Regions from separate parts of the Homo sapiens genome. Here region 2 is linked to region 1. A link is a loop called in an ENCODE intact Hi-C map of the cell type or tissue named here. Cell type or tissue: testis. All regions are shown on one strand. Each heading gives the region's core, and the rest is flanking DNA. Links, peaks and the distances in the headings are about the cores only.

The links. Peaks named below come from ENCODE experiments on the same cell type or tissue, not always from the same donor. Only the 100,000 strongest peaks of a DNase experiment are listed, where the experiment ranks them.
Region 2: a loop joins it to region 1, with 2.6 times the contacts of the local background. A loop is called at or near these places in 9 of 110 quality-filtered maps.

The regions. Positions count from the first base shown.
Region 1 is chr11:121,102,632-121,106,309 of GRCh38, forward strand. It overlaps TBCEL-TECTA (TBCEL-TECTA readthrough), which reads left to right. Exons shown (of 30, transcript NM_001378761.1): 8 at 34-98; 9 at 3,200-3,333. It overlaps TECTA (tectorin alpha), which reads left to right. Exons shown (of 24, transcript NM_005422.4): 2 at 34-98; 3 at 3,200-3,333. The coding sequence starts at 35. Among named protein-coding and RNA genes, the nearest start is that of TECTA, 3.2 kb to the left of the region's middle. In testis, for the core only: a CTCF peak has its summit at 1,809; DNase peaks (open chromatin) are centred at 1,970 and 2,600; H3K27ac peaks cover 635 bases.
Region 2 is chr11:121,021,852-121,025,529 of GRCh38, forward strand. TBCEL-TECTA (TBCEL-TECTA readthrough) reads left to right here and starts at 2,251. Exons shown (of 30, transcript NM_001378761.1): 1 at 2,251-2,440. TBCEL (tubulin folding cofactor E like) reads left to right here and starts at 2,251. Exons shown (of 9, transcript NM_001363644.2): 1 at 2,251-2,440. RefSeq lists silencers at 2,065-2,214, 2,235-2,504. In testis, for the core only: no CTCF peak of the experiment used is centred there; a DNase peak (open chromatin) is centred at 2,200; H3K4me3 peaks cover 1,769 bases; H3K27ac peaks cover 1,530 bases.

The DNA of each region.
Region 1 (3,678 bases), core at 726-3,225:
GATTTTTTTTTCATTTTCTTTTTAAAATTCCAGGATGAATTATTCATCATTCCTTAGAATTTGGGTCTCTTTCATCTTCGCACTTGTACAGCACCAAGGTGAGTACTACAGAATTCCATAAAGCTCTCAGTTAGCATGCTCTTGAATTGATAAAGAGACACTTTTATTGGAACCACAATTGTAAGGGCAGGTGCATGTGTGTCTACAGATACAAGAGAAAAATGTAATTAAATTCTATTATCAAGGGTAAAATTCATTAACTTTAAATGAGGTTTACTTATATTCCCACTTTTTTCTTATTTAACTTCAAATACTATTTGTATGTACCAGCTTGCCCTGTGCTAGTGGAGTAGATCTTTAAAATTACGCAAAATTATTTCCATTAAAAGTAGATAAGATAGGGGTATGTGCACTTCATGTCTGATCACTGATTTCCATTAAGGCATTTAATTTGTGGTGGAGACTTTAAAGAATCTACTTATTTCGGCCAAAAACTAGGAAATTACAATAGCATTGATGTCAGTGGTTTGTGTATCAGTGACCTTTTACGTGGCCCTCAAATCTAAAACTTAAATAAGACAATTTTTCCCCTCAGTGATTCCTTCTTTTTCTCTGTGTAGCACTGCCCTGGGTAAGTGAAAGGCCACATATGTCTTTTTTCTACTGTTGTTTTGGATTTTAGACAAAGACGGGGCGGTCTACGTAGATTTTAACTTTTTATGGCTAAAATTCTAAGGCACCTTTCTTTACCTTGCGAGTTTGTCTAGTTCAAGTGGCACATGAGTACAAGTCTGAGATGAACACGTCAAGCCCCTGTGCAGTGCTAATATTTTTCCAGAATTGGTGAATTTAAGCAGTTAAACCATAGTGTGAAACCCCACGGGAATGAAAGAGGGCCCTTGACTTCAACCTCCTACCCCAGCTCCAAGAAAGTACATTTTATTTGGTGGGAAAAAAAAAATCCTGGAAACATAGCTATGTTTATTGTGAAATTCTCAGCTTAGGGCAAGCATGGATAGGGATATTCTTTCTTTTAGCAACTCTGATGTTATTGATAGGCCATGCTGCTAACAGTTTTATATATATATATAAAAATAATAATGGCTTCTGCAGTGTTAATTACCGTAGTTTAAACCTACGCCCTTGTGTTTAGCACCCTCTTTTTCATTTGACAAGTATTATTTACCATATTAGATATTCTTAATGTTTGTATCCTTCTTAAAATTAAAAATATTTAACAGTCCGTTCTTTCCTATTCAAAATTGTGAACTAATTAGGATCACCCACGAAGAGAAGAATCTTGCAAACTGCCTCACCTTTGCAGCAGAAGAGGAAGTTAGGGTCATTCTCCCTGGCCATGGTTTTCCGTCTCCTCCATGCGGTATTATGGGTTTTCCATTCCCTAGGCAGATTGGCCAATCAGTGCAGCCCAAAATACCAATTAATCTTTCCATACAGATGATGATAATTCAGTGTGAATTTGAGCCCTCATTCATACTTGGGCATGACTCCTAAAAAGTTCCCCATGAAGGATAAATCCATGCCAGGACATAATTTGTTACTGTTAACTTCAGAAATAAGTACCTGTGTATAATACTGTAGTAGAGATTATAAAGATTTTTTTTAATTAGTACTTCCAGGAATTTTTAATTTGTTACTATTATGTAAATAGAAATGTTAGAAGACCCCTTTTCACCTGCTGGTTGTGACATTAAATACAGCTCATGGGCCCAGAGTGCCTATGACCCGACACAGCGCCTCCTACAGCCTCAAATTCGGGCTGCTTCTCAGCAACTTCTGGGGTTTGGACGATGCATATACACGAATGACCAGATTAGTTTTGCTGCTCTCCTTGGATGTCAGCCCCTGGAAAGAAATTAGCCCTCCGTTGAGGCATAACTCCTCTTGCTCCCTGCTTCAGAACTGGAGAGCTGGCTCTTGGCCTGGTGCAACAGGCCTGCTTTCTGGCCGCTTTGCACTCCTCTCTTTTACATGAGCTGTTGTCTGTTCACCAAAAGCCTCCCAAAGGAGCAAAGACAGTCCTTGGCCGGTTGCTCCCCAGCCTATTGCTTCCATCAGCACAGAGCAGGGACTTTCCCAAGTAGAAGGCCCGACATGAGAATGGGGGTGTCGGCATCTCATAGCAGCAAGCAGGTACCTCAAGAAGTGTGGCCGATGCCCAGCATGGTCTTGCCCCTGCCCCCGAGAATGAGAAATTTAAAGAAAGGAAAAAAGGGAGAAAACGATAGTGTCCTATTGTCTTATATTCATTCAGGAGAAGAAAGGACAGAGGCAAAGAAAAGTAACACCCAAAATGTAGATTATTTCACAGATGCTATTGGACTTGATCCTCAGTGATGCAGACCCTAGGGAACTTGTCTCATTTCTCCCACAAAACTGAGCCACATCTTGCAACAGTATGGACGGGAAACCTGGGAGCAGCAAGCCAGGAGAGGAGGTGACCCTGTCACAGCGGGATGCAGTGTGTGTTTGTGTGATGGCTCTCCAGTGACCAGGAGGACCAATCAGAGCCCTGCAATTCATTCTCTCCAAAGAGTTCTCAAGGACCCAACCCTCTGACCCCGGAGGATCTCATGTCTGTCTTTTGTAAAAAAGGAGTTGGGCAAAGAGCCTCTTGCAGGGCCGCCCTCAATCAAGGTCATTCATGGGCCAATTGCTACAAATCCTCTCCTCCCACTTTTGTCTCAGTTCCCACTGTTGTTTATTTCCTTCTGGGATCTGGGATTTTCTCCAATTGTGCAGCAAGAGGGAGGGAACTCCTTTCAGGAAAACACACGATAGTGGAATTCTTGAGCTAGAACAGGAGCTTCAAAACTGTGGCCATGCCAGACCTAGAGGCTGCCTCTCAGTATCCAGAAAGCTCAAGGTTTCCAGGGAAATTTCACAAATTTCCAGCCAGCTGTAGCCATAGATATCACCAAGATGCATGAAAGTGCAAGAACATGCACAAAGTGCTTTCTCCTATGGAGAAACAATGTCACTCCCATTTTCCCGTTTCCCAGAGCAGAAGATACTGCGCTGTGTATGGCCTAGGTTTAGGATGAATGACAGGGCAGTATGACTTGCATTCAGCTTGCAAGCCCTACTGAAAGAAGCTGGCTTCAGTAGGTAGGAGAGATGTAGATTGCCAAACGGCAGAGGGAGCTGCCATCTATCTAACCATCATCTCTCTTGACAGCTCAGCCCAGGGAGCTCATGTATCCATTTTGGCAGAATGACACCAAAACCCCTAAAGTAGATGATGGAAGCTCATCTGAGATTAAGTTGGCCATCCCAGTTTTCTTCTTTGGCGTTCCTTACCGCACTGTCTATGTAAGTGGAGAAGCAGCCCATCTGTTGTTCTCTGGCCCTCCCTTTTGTTTGTCATTAAGAAAAGCATTTTAAGTATCCTCTTCCAGAGCTCTGGGAAGGGAGGATTTATTGGCAGCCAAAACGACAAGTTCTGAGATTTCATGAGCTGATAGGTTTTATGAATAAGAAAGTCAAAGGTATATTTAATGGCTAATGTTCATAGTGGAGGAGTATACAGGGCAATAAATTGCTTTTGTCAGTGATTAAACATAGAAGTGAAGCAGAAGCCCCAATGCCATGAATGTTATTTCTGCTACTCAACGAGATAAAAAGATACAATGAACCACAGTAGGAGCAATATCATTT
Region 2 (3,678 bases), core at 827-3,326, 81 kb before region 1:
CGGCGCTGCGCTCGAGTTCTCACCGGGCCTTAGCTGCCTTCCCGCGGGGCAGGGCTCGGGACCTGCAGCCCGCCGTGCCTGAGCCTCCCACCCCCTCCATGGGCTCCCGTGCGACCCGAGCCTCCCCGATGAGCGCCGCCCCCTGCTCCACGGCGCCCAGTCACTTCCACCACCCAAGGGCTGAGGAGTGCGGGCGCACGGCGCGGGACTGGCAGGCAGCTCCACCTGCAGCCCCGGTGCGGGATCCACTGGGTGAAGCCAGTTGGGCTCTTGAGTCTGGTAGGGACGTGTACAACTTTTATGTCTAGCTCAGGGATTGTAAATACACCAATCGGCACTCTGTATCTAGCTCAAGGTTTGCAAACACACCAATCAGCACCCTGTGTCTAGCTCAGGATTTGTGAATGCACCAATGGACACTCTGTATCTAGCTACTCTGGTGGGGACTTGGAGAACCTTTGTGTGGACACTCTGTATCTAGCTAATCTGGTGGGGAGGTGGAGAACCTTTTGTCTAGCTCAGGGATTGTAAATGCACCAATCAGCGCCCTGTCAAAACAGACCACTCGGCTCTACCAATCAGCAGGATGCGGGTGGGGCCAGATAAGAGAATAAAAGCAGGCTGCCCGAGCCAGCAGTGGCAACCCGCTCGGGTCCCTTTCCACACTGTGGAAGCTTTGTTCTTTTGCTCTTTTCAATAAATCTTAGTACTGCTCACTCTTTGGGTCCACACTGCTTTTATGAGCTGTAACACTCACCGCGAAGGTCTGCAGCTTCACTCCGGAGCCAGCGAGACCACTAACCCACCAGAAGGAAGAAACTCCGGACGCATCCGAACATCAGAAGGAAGAAACTCCAGACGCGCCACCTTAAGAGCTGTAGCATTCACCGCGAGGGTCCGCGGCTTCATTCTTGAAGTCAGTGAGACCAAGAACCCACCAATTCCGGACACAATGCTAATGATCTCAGTGCTCTGAAAGCCAGTAATTCTTAAATTGCCAAGAAAGGCACTCTGTTCTCTGTGGAAGGGGGAGTAAAGCCCCTTCCTGAGCAACCTAAGATACAATTCTTGGCTAATCATCCCCTTTATACTCAGAGCAGTTTCTTTACCCATGACCTTCTGGCTTTTTTTTTTCCTCTCTACCCTGTCTAACCCTACCTATGGGATATGAGAAAACAAAACAGAATGACAAAAATAAGTCTCCAGGAACTGATGATGGTAAGGTGCTATTGGGTCTGTCCTAAATAATTTTGTTTCCCCCTTCTAGAAACCAATGCAGACATGCACATGCACATTACATCCCCCACGTCTTTTCTGGCACACACCACACAGAAGCACATACACTTTATGCACAAAGACATCTTCATCTCCTAGCACTTCAGGGGACATTCCCATACAAGGCTGAATTCACTTGGGGTTGAGCCAGCACCACGCCTATTCCATGTATGTTTCTGCAAAAGAAATGGACGAAGGAGTACATAAGCAATCACAGCTCAACAGTCAGATATAGTAATACTATGCATGGAGTTGGAGCAATAGCGTGGCATAAAGTGAAGTGCATGGACCCTGGTGCCAGCCTGACCTGGATTCAAATCTCACCCTGGTCACATTTACTAACTGGGTGGTCTTGGGCAGATCACTTAAGCACTCTGAACTTGTTTTCAATTCTATAAATACCATCTCTTTGGAGGGCTGTAAAAATTAAAAATAGCACATGCGCAGTGCCTGTACCTAGAAAGTGCTCAATAAATGAAAGCTGCTGTTACTACATTGGTGTTGGAAGCTCGGGATGCCACTTGTGAAGGGGGCACAGAAGAAAGGTCAGACTGCCACCATACCCTGAGGGCTCATCTAGTATAGTTCCCTCATTTTATGGTTGAGGACACTGAAGCCAGAGATAGGAAGAGACTTGGTCAAGGTCACACAGCAAATCAGTAACAGAGCCAGGCCAAGATTCCAAGTGTTTCTGGAAAGGTTCAGCCCAATGCTCTTTTCTGCAGCCCCTATTGTCCTCTGATATGACAATGTGTACTCCTGTTCTGCCCCTGGGGATTGTCCACTCAATGGGTGGGCACGAGAAAGAGCAGATGAGGTGTTTGTGGTAAAGCCTAAGCCAGTGCAGCCATCCCCGTCGCCATGGCAACCCCAGCGCGGTTGGGGAGGACCCGCTCCTCCGGCGCCCCCTCCCATTCACGCAGCGGACGTGACACGTGCGGCGGGGTCACGTGTTGTTGTTGGGCCGGGAAAGCTGCTTCCGGGTCAATGCAGGACACTGGGCTCCGGCGGCCAGAGTGGGGGACTAGGTGAAGCGGCGCCGGGCCGGGGCTGGCCGGGACCAGGCCCGAGGCTGAGCGGCGGCGACAGCGGTGGCCGGGAGGGGGGAGGAGAGGCGCAGCCAGAGGAGCCGCCGCAGTAGCTCCCCCGCCTCCCGGGCTGAGGGGTGAGTGGAGCCGGGCCCGCTGGCTCTGCCGGGCTCTCGAGGCCCGAGGCGTTCCCCTCTGGAGCCGAGGCGCGGAGGGTCGCTCCTGCAGGGTGCTGGGATAGGACACTCGGGGAAGGGTGAAAGCCACATGGGGCCTGTCTCGAGCAGCTGTGGGGATGGGAGACCTGCCCTGGGGCTAGAGGGAGGATGGGGCCTGCCTGGCCTGGGCTATGGCGGAGCTGGGAGGGTCTTGGGCTGGGCTGGGCTGGGCTGGGCTGGGGGACTGGTCCCGGGTTGGAGGAGGGCGTGTTGGGGAGCCTGCCCGGGTTCCTGGGAGAATCTAGGCGTCTCACCTTGCCCCAGCGTGGGGGATGGGTAGATGCCTCCCAGCTGTTAGAAGAGGGAGACGTGTCTGGGACTGCTGGGGAAATAGGAAACTTGTCTCTGAACTACTGAATCCCAGAAAAGAGGACATGTCCCCAGGGAGGTTTGCTGGGGGAAGGACGGGCATGTCTAGGCCCTTGGGACATTAGGCCTGCTCTTACCAGGGGCTGATAAAAGGATGTGGATGTGGTAATTGAATAAGGGCTTTTGGGAGAAAAGATTTGCCCCAAGGTTGGGAGACTGAGAACGAGGGTGTTGGACTGACAGGCGGGTGCCTTGTCGTGGGATCTTGGGGGAAGTAAGGATCTGTGTGGAGCTTCTCTGTTGAGTTCTAGGTCCGCTAGTAGGAAGACATTCTGGGAATTGGTGAAGAGAGGAGATTTAATAGTCTTTTCTTGGGACACAGTGATTCCAGAAGTTGTAGTTGAGGAAAGTTGGTTGGAAGTGTTGAACTGTATACAGTCAGTGGAGAAAGGAGGAGCTCTACTGTGAAGGTTGCTAGGCTACAAAGAGCTTGTAGGCAACGCCTAGGGCTGTTGAGAGAAGTTGGTAATGCTTTCAAGTCCAAATACAGGCTGAGCTGGGGCTTGTCCCTTGTTCATGTCATGCTGCTGTGGAGCTCTTACGTTTCCAGTAGTCTATCTTGAGCAAAGAGTATGAATAGGTGCTGAGGACTAAGGAAAACATTCACTCTTTGGGTCCTGAGATGCATTAGACCCAGATCTCTAGGGTGGTAGCTTTCAAACTTAAAAAAAAAAAAATTATGCCCCACAGTAATAAGTATGTCTTACATTCAGATCTAGTACATACGTAGGTATGAAGGGAAACTTTCACAAAGCAGTATTTACCCTTATTATATGTGATATGTTCTG